Linked DNA regions of Homo sapiens: all the other regions are linked to region 3. A link is a contact called in ENCODE Hi-C or POLR2A ChIA-PET data. All regions are on one chromosome and are shown on one strand. Each heading gives the region's core, a stretch centred on a gene start or an enhancer-like site at or near the end of the contact. The rest is flanking DNA. Distances are from core to core; before and after follow the strand shown. Region 1 holds the start of CHURC1 (churchill domain containing 1). Region 2 holds the start of NUMB (NUMB endocytic adaptor protein). Region 3 holds the start of SRSF5 (serine and arginine rich splicing factor 5).

Region 1 (2,700 bases), core at 61-2,560, 4.9 Mb before region 3:
GGCCATTTTTCTTTCTTTCTTTCTTTTCTTGGAAGCACATATGTTTATTGGTTTTTTAATCTGTGAACCAATAGGTCATTTATAAATGGATGTGCAAATCTGAAATCAAAATATCTGCAGTCAATTCAATTAGATAATTTTTGAAATCTATTTATTTTTAATATACTTTAAGTTCTAGGGTACATGTGCACAACGTGCAGATTTGTTACCTATGTATAGATATGCCATGTTGGTGTGCTGCACACATTAACTCGTCATTTACATTAAGTATATCTCCTAATGCTATCCCTCCCCCCTCCCCCCACCCCACGACAGGCCCCGGTGTGTGGTGTTCCCCACCCTGTGTCCAAGTGTTCTCATTGTTCAATTCCCACCTATGAGTGAGAACATGCGGTGTTTGGTTTTCTGTCCTTGCGATAGTTTGCTCAGAATGACGGTTTCCAGCTTCATCCGTGTCCCTACAAAGGACATGAACTCATCCTTTTTTATGGCTGCATAGTATTCCATGGTATATATGTGCCACATTTTCTTAATCCAGTCTATCATTGATGGACATTTGCATTGGTTCCAAGTCTTTGGTATTCTGAATAGTGCCACAATAAACATACATGTGCATGTGTCTTTATAGCAGCATGATTTATAATCCTTTGGGTATATACCCAGTAATGGGATGGCTGATGACCTGGCCATTTTTCTATTTACATAGTGCTTGCCCGCCACTGAGGTGCTTCTGTGACACCTGAGAGAGATAGAAATACGTTCCTCGTTGCTATGTCCTCCAGAGGACTCTGGAATGACCAATTATTACTAATATTTTAAGTGTTTTTTTAGGAGATTTTCTGCAGCACTCTGAGTGTCTCTTCCCAAACACTTCGGTTACTGTTTATTCACCTGCTGAGATCTGGTCTCTTATTCACTCTCATTGCCTTAAGAAATGGTACAGAAATGTATTCATTAACATTTCAGATTTGTATATGCGGTAGCGAGAAATAATTCCCTTTCTTGTGTGTCGTGATTTGCCTTTCTTGTCAGCCTAAGCTCAGGAAGGTGTCTGTGAGAACTTCGCTCAGCCCAAGATCCCTTTCCCTTCCCGTCACATCTGTTAGCGCACAAGATTTCTTCGTCTGTCTCCAAAGGTTTCTGAAGCCCCACCCTTTGCCCACGCACGGTGCCAAGGAGACTGTGCCCTGCCTTGACAACAGTTGCTAAGGGGCGGAGACTTCGGCTCGGTTCCCGAGACGGAATACCCAGGAGTCGAGTACTTGGGCGCATGCGGCAACCGTATCTCAGTTCTCGCGAGGTTTCGTCTTCCCGGAAGCGTTGGAGGACATTCCCTGTTGACTGCGTCGCGATGTGTGGCGACTGTGTGGAGAAGGAATATCCCAACCGGGTGAGCGACTGGGCGCTCCCTTGGCCCGCGGGCGGCCCCCGAGGTGTCTCATATCCAAGGCTGGCCTTCCCAGAGAGGCCGTACGTGGGGCGGACTCGGCCGCACTGCCGGTCCCGGTGACCCAGTAGCGGTATTTAGGCACACCAGGGATGGCCTGTGGCGGTCTGCACCTCTGGTACCCGCCCTGGCGGCTGACCTCAGTTGTAGTGGCCGTTCTCTTGAGCTCCAAGGAGCAACAGAGGAACCCCACCACCACCACAACCCCCGTCGACAACCGAGGGACTCCCCCACCCCCACTTCCGGTCTCATCCTCAAGCTCGATTTGATGAAGTACAATTTTCTTACCGAATTCTAGCGCTGGAGGGGACCTCTGTGGTCATCTGTTCTAACACTTTTGCAGATGAAGAAACCGATGCCCAGAGAGGGGAAATCACTTGCCCAAGTTCACATTCTAGTTGCATGGATGAGAGCCAGGACTAGAATTTAGGTTTCCTGCCTGTTACCGCCTTCTGAATCTCAGTTACTTTCAGGTTCAGGAGTTTGCAAAGCTTGTCTATTCTCATTCATTCAAGGCATCCTTGTTGAACATTTATATATGTGTAGTTAGATTACTTTGCTAGGCCAGAAAGGGATTATTTCTCCTCTCTTTGAGACAGGGTGCTGCTGTTGCCCAGGCTGGTCTCAAATTCCTGGGATCAAGTGATCCTCCCGCCTTGGCCTCCGAAAGTGCTGGGATTACTGGCATGAGCCACCACGTCCAGCTGGATTATTTGTTTCAGAGAAGAAATTAAAAGGCACCTTTGGTGCTGCCTAACAGCTTACAGTTTTGGGGAGTATGTGACTAACAAAAAATGAGTAGCTCAGTTCAGAAATGCTATTCAAGTTTAGGGAAAGGGGAGGGCAATAGGGGATAGTGCTGTTCTCCCCTGAGAAAAGGTGGACATCATCTAAGACTTGAAGGACAGTTGTAATTAGGGTAGAAAAGAAGGTGAGGAGCTGGAGGATGGGGGAAAATTACAGAAATGGAATTTGTGCATTGGTTGGGAAGGAGGGAGAAAGTCTCTGTAGTTCCTTATGTCTTAGTATCTTATGGGTAATACTTAGGCTTTTGAGTAGCATGTATAACAGTATGAATTCTCCTGTAGTACAACTACTTTGAAAAAGCGGGTGAGCCTTATAAAATACAGACATGACCCAGTGATTCCCATTCTAGAAAAATGCATGTGTATATGCTTCTGAAGACTTTTATAAATAAGTGTTCATAACAGCATTATTTTTGTAGTAGATTGGAAAAGTAACTGATACATTCA
Region 2 (2,700 bases), core at 179-2,678, 3.7 Mb after region 3:
CAGAAACTTAGCTAAGTGGTGGAACTAGAACTCAAAACTTCTTTTCACTTTAGCCGAGTATGCCTACCCTCTTTCTGATAAGTATTTACTTCTACTCCTTTAGTTCAGCTACTCCTCCCCTTTTCCCTCCCAAATTCCCCACCCTGTCAATGAACCTATTTCCTAATATTACTGCCATCATCCTAAAACAAATTTCTTTTCTAAAACAAGTCACTTAACCTTGCTTTTAGGAGCTTTGCTTTGGTCCTAGATGTCATCTTGATATTAATTACGAAACTGAAGTTTCTTCTATTTGTGAAGACCTGTGAACCTACATGGCTCCACTGTTAATTTCTCATATATCTACTGTCCTAGCCAGTTCCACGAAACCATTACTCTCTCCTCGGGCAACTTTCTTTCTCTACCTTATCCCCTCCTATAGGGATTCTCTCCCACCTCCGCCCATCTCCGTCCCATTTTGCATGACTCCTCTCCGACCGAGGGAACTTCCACTCCCCTGCTGGCTCCTCACCCCGGTCTCAAACGCGAGCCACTCCTCGAGGACTTCTTTCCTGGTCCCTTAGGGATCCTCAGAGCCGGAGCGGCCAGGCCAGTTGGGTCTCCCATCCCAGCTCAGCTATGGGGGCGCAGGGAGCTCCGGTTCTTCCCCCAGGCGGTGCAAGATCTCTACTCGTCCGACCCTCCGAAGACCTGCTGCTCCTCATCTCTCCAGGAGCCCCCTCCCTTGGACAGCCGCTTTTCTCAGGAGGGTCCCCAACCCCCTCCGAGCGTTTCCTCAGACGCCCCTACTTGGAGCAAGTCTGCTCCCTGTCACCCGGGACCCTGGCCACCCTCGGCCTTCCTACCTCCCTCGGACCGGGGCCACTCCCAGTTCCCCTGCCCCCCACCCCGCTCTCTCCTCACCGGCCGCTGCCGGGCTTCCCGGATTCCTTTTCTCCCTGGCACCCAAGCCGTCCTGGGTATTCCCAAGACACCCCGCCCTTGAAGCAGGTCGTTACAGGTCACCCCCTCTCTGGGACCCTGGCCGCTTCCGTTTCCTCAGATACCTACTCCTCACACAGTGGCCGCCGGTCAGCGCGCTAGACCGGAGCAGCTGGACGTCCCAAGGGACCTCCTGGCCTGACCCGCGCGGGTCCGGCCGTAGCCTACCTTCCTCGGGAGAACTCCGCAGCCAGAAGCCCAGCCCCTCTCCCCCTAGCCCAGTCAGCGCGAACTCGCCGCCGCCCCCGCCGCCTCCGCCCTGGCCCCGGCCCCGGCCCGGGCCCCGACCCGAAGTCCAGGCCCCCTTCCTCCGGCCTCCGCCTCCGGAGTGCTGAGCTGGAGATTCCGCCCCGCGACGGCCCCCAGATCTCTGACCCGCGTTACCGGCACTCACCTGCCGCTGCCCCCGACCAACTCAAGCGCCACTGCCTCTACCTCGGCCGCCAGTGGCCACCAAGCGCCACCACCTCCCCCATGACAACAGGCCCACCCTCTTTCATACTTCTAACCTATCCATTGGATAGTGGGGCGGCAGCTCTCCTCTCTGATTGGTTTAGTATACCCGCCCGTCATCGCTCTTTACCGCCCCTTTTCCTAAACCCGGTATTCGCCCCCGCCCGGACCTGGAGCGTCCTAGCCCAAGCTTTAGTTGTAATTGGTTGAGGGTTGGGCAATTCGAAGTTATGATAGGCTGCTAAAAGTGTCTGTTAAGCTAACTGGCAAGAGACGTGACGGTTAAGGTTGATTCACGCTTGTGCACAGTTTGGTTGCGCAGTAGAAAGCAAAGGAGGGGCAGACGCTCACATTCGTGGTTACCCGGGAAGGGTTAAGTCTTTGTTGTAGAGTTTTCTCTGTAAACTTTTCCACTTCTCCAGCTCACTTCCTGCAAGGAGAAGCTTATCTCTGCTAGCTTTATTCATAGGGGTAGTACTTACAAAACACCAACATTAGAGGTTGTGTTTAAGAAGTGTTTCCAAGCCCTGGGGAGAAAGGTATCAGAGAGATAAAAATGTCCCCTTCTTTTCTTTGGTCTCAATGCATCCAATTTCATTGAAGTTCTTTCCAGGAGCCTCAATGCTAAAGGGCAAAGCGCAAACTTTCATTTAGCAGAAATCAGTCAACTTCGGTTGCAATTATAAATGTCGTCAATAAACTGAAGTGGCGTATTGAGAGTTCTCCAGCTTCCAGATCCACTCCTGGCTGACCCCTGCCAATTGACCAGACAGCCATTAGCAACTTTTTTTTTTTTTTTTTTTTTCTGTGAGACGGAGTTTCTCTCTTGTTGCCCAGGCTGGAGTGCAATGGTGCTATCTCGGCTCATCGCAACCTACGCCTCCCAGGTTCAAGCGATTCTTCTGCCTTAGCCTCCCGAGTAGCTGGGATTATAGGCATGAGACGGGGTTTCTCCATGTTGGTCAGGCTAGTCTCGAACTCCCAACCTCAGGTGATCCGCCCGCCTCGGCCTCCCAAAGTGCTGGTATTACAGGCGTAAGCCACCGCGCCCGGCCAGCAACTTTCTAATAAGCGGGCCACATTATACCCTTTATGATGCTCTGGAAATGAGAATTCTGCTTTCCCCCACCTCTCACTGCCACTTTGTTTTTCTGTTCAGCAGTTCTTAAATAGCCCTACTAGCTGTGTGTCAGATACTTTAAAAGCTTCTCTCTCTCTCTCTCTTTTTTTTTTCTAAACCTCTTCCTAGCAGTCTAAATTAGGGCC
Region 3 (2,700 bases), core at 37-2,536:
TACTTTTTCTCTGTTTAACTCTAGTTGCAAGCATGCAACTCCACATTCCAGGCACTTCTCAAAAATGGGGTGCACTGGGTTCTACATAAAAGCATTAAAGCGAAGTTAAGCAATCTCTTTATGCCTAAGTTTCTAGGTCTACCAACCTTATCGGGACAACGCGGGAGTTAATATGGAGGGCTGTGTTTTACACCCACTTTGAAAGCACGGCATTGTCTGTTTCTAAAGAATTGTAAACTTTCATGTGTTACATTACAGAAATCTGAACGGAGAGGATTAACCAAATACCATTTGGACTTAAAAGCAGCTTGAGGCCGGGCGCGGTGGCTCATGCCTGTAATCCCAGCACTTTGGGAGGCCGAGACGGGCCGATCACGAGGTCAGGAGATCGAGACCATCCCGGCTAACACGGTGAAACCCCGTCTCTACTAAAAATACAAAAAAATTAGCCGGTGTGGTGGCGGGCGCCTGTAGTCGCAGCTACTCGGGAGGCTGAGGCAGAAGAATGGCGTGAACCCGGGAGGCGGAGCCCAGATCGCGCCACTGCACTCCAGCCTGGGCGACAGAGCAAGACTGTCTCAAAAAAAACAACAAAAAACAGCTTGAAACCTCTTCCAGCCACTCTCCCAGAGTGACGGACATGCAGAAATCTGTATTCCAGCCTCAATTCAAGACAGCCTTCTAGCTGCAGTCCCATTTTCAACATTTCATCAGTGAAAATCCTTTCATTTAAAAAATACTTCAGTGCCTTAGTCTTCTCACCACAACAAAACCACACAGCTGTGGCATGGTTGAAAAAAGAACTCGAACATCTAGGAGCTCCCTGCTTTGAGGGCAAATTTAAATTGCAAGCAGCAAGAGCTAAGGAAAGGCCAGGTATTTCTGCAAAGCTAAGTTTCTCCTAATTAGTAATCTTCTGGGTGTCTAAGAAAAACTTTAGATACAAGAAGGGTTGCCACTTTTCTCAGGAGACTCTTCTGGGAGAGATGATGATGAACCGAACGCCAAGGACTTAGCAGGGGCGAACGACGTCAACAGATGTCCCTCCAGACTCCGGCACCAGCCGGCCGAGCCCAAACGAGTTCTCGCCCCCGACCCCACCCACCGCGGGAGCAGGGTTCGGTCACTCGCAGTGTCAGAGAGGCCCACATCCTCCTAAATTTCCGGCCCTCCCAAAACTTCCGTCTTCCCTAGGTCCAACGGGGTGGACCCAAGGCCCAGGGGCGTCCCCGGAAGTGACGTAGGACGCGCCCTCCATTTTGTGGAGCGCCAGAGCTGCTAAGTGCGTCAGTTGTGGAGTGGCGTAGACGAGTTAAGTCCTGGTCTGCGTGGAGGTCGACGACTCCGTCGCAGACTACGGACCTGTCTGGGTCTCAGCCGCCAAAGACCCCGTCCGGTAGGTGAGTGGCTCACTTTGAGGGCAAGCCTTCTCGGATCGAGGCTTCTTCATGGCCGCTCAGATCGTGAGCGGCCGGGGCTGCTCTCTTTGCGGAGGATGGCGTCTAATGAGCGCAGTTGATTCGAGGTGGGCGCTGGGGCACGTCTCCCTTTTGGCATACTGTTTGAGGGGTACTGAGGTGAAAGGGCGGTCACTGTTCGGGTCGTTTTTACACAGCGGTTGTGCGCCCGTCCCTGCCAGTCTTAATGTCTTCATCTCCTGGACACGTAGAATAGTGGGCCGGGATCTCCCTGACTTTGCTGGCGATGCGGCTGGGCCTTTTGTAGGGCGGCCGCAGTGACCCCCGAGAAGGGGGTTGCTGGGAGGAGAAGGGAAGAGGGAATTTGGCACGCGCAGCTCTGCTGCCTTTGATTCCACCGCCGCCATTTTGTGGCCGCAGAGCGCCCGCCCGCTGCTGTTGGCGCAGGCGCGGTCGAGGCGTCGCGAGATTCTGGCTTCCACCCGCTGTGACGCGCCCGCGAGGCCGCCATTGGGCTGGCTTTGCGGAGGGCGCGGGCGGCTCCGCCCGCACTTCTCGGCCTTTCCTAACTGCGGCAGATGGGAGGGGGCCGGAGAGCCCGGAGAGTGTGCGGCTGCGCAGTTGGAAAGGTGGCAGTGGGCGTTGCGGTTGCTGCGGTCTGGGCCCAGTAGCGGACCGTGTTGGGAGGGAGCTGGGTTTTCATTTTGTCTGCAGGTAACCTGGCCTCATTAGAGGCTCTGTTGGCAATCTCGTTCATAACATCACTGTGTAAACATTTTATGCCGTTGATGTTTTTGATTGTTTAATCAGGCGTTTCTCTGTGACAGTCATTGCTATTATCTCGATTGAATTACTTTCTAATAGGAAGTACTAGCCGGACATCATGAGTGGCTGTCGGGTATTCATCGGGAGACTAAATCCAGCGGCCAGGGAGAAGGACGTGGAAAGATTCTTCAAGGGATATGGACGGATAAGAGATATTGATCTGAAAAGAGGCTTTGGTTTTGTGGTAAGTATTTAGAACTGGGTGAATTATCTGCTAAGTAGGTAGAGTTTTGATAAGCAGTTGTTTTCGATCTTGAGTCCGGGTGGAATATTTGCCTTCAGAAAATGTTACCCAGCCTTATGTCTGAATTTTATTGAGGCTGAAAACAACTTTAACTTGCCGGCTCACTGGAACCCCACTCCCAGTGGCTCCTTGATTAGGTTTGACTGTATGGCAGTGTCGTTAAGATACTCTTCCCATTCTGTCTCCTGATTTCAGTGCTCTTAATGTGTTGTA

Evidence for each region. A loop is a pair of places that touch in the nucleus more often than their neighbours do. ChIA-PET counts read pairs that join two places held with the same protein, here RNA polymerase II (POLR2A). Pooled maps may share reads with other maps.
Region 1: a map of B cell shows a loop between it and region 3 (20-fold over the local background). The contact joins the promoter of CHURC1 here to the promoter of SRSF5 in region 3. A Hi-C loop is called at or near these places in 1 of 168 maps with a recorded cell type or tissue (B cell) and 4 of 50 pooled maps. POLR2A ChIA-PET finds 5 or more read pairs at or near these places in 1 of 52 experiments (T-cell).
Region 2: a loop to region 3 is called in a map of CD8-positive, alpha-beta T cell, with 10 times the contacts of the local background. The contact joins the promoter of NUMB here to the promoter of SRSF5 in region 3. A Hi-C loop is called at or near these places in 1 of 168 maps with a recorded cell type or tissue (CD8-positive, alpha-beta T cell) and 5 of 50 pooled maps. POLR2A ChIA-PET finds 5 or more read pairs at or near these places in 1 of 52 experiments (WTC11).

Annotation. Positions count from the first base shown.
Region 1 is chr14:64,913,145-64,915,844 of GRCh38, forward strand. It overlaps CHURC1 (churchill domain containing 1), which reads left to right and starts at 1,311. Exons shown (of 4, transcript NM_001386928.1): 1 at 1,311-1,390. The coding sequence starts at 1,352. It overlaps CHURC1-FNTB (CHURC1-FNTB readthrough), which reads left to right and starts at 1,217. Exons shown (of 14, transcript NM_001202559.1): 1 at 1,217-1,390. The coding sequence starts at 1,271. RefSeq lists enhancers at 1,111-1,160, 1,311-1,580.
Region 2 is chr14:73,457,118-73,459,817 of GRCh38, forward strand. It overlaps NUMB (NUMB endocytic adaptor protein), which reads right to left and starts at 1,429. Exons shown (of 13, transcript NM_001005743.2): 1 at 1,376-1,429. RefSeq lists silencers at 1,153-1,282, 1,293-1,382, 1,573-1,772 and enhancers at 1,758-2,291, 2,292-2,700.
Region 3 is chr14:69,765,856-69,768,555 of GRCh38, forward strand. SRSF5 (serine and arginine rich splicing factor 5) reads left to right here and starts at 1,287. Exons shown (of 8, transcript NM_001320214.2): 1 at 1,287-1,400; 2 at 2,283-2,427. The coding sequence starts at 2,302. It overlaps LOC100289511 (a long non-coding RNA gene), which reads right to left and starts at 1,858. Exons shown (of 1, transcript NR_029378.1): 1 at 428-1,858. RefSeq lists enhancers at 1,154-1,203, 1,244-1,293, 1,403-2,167, 2,164-2,213.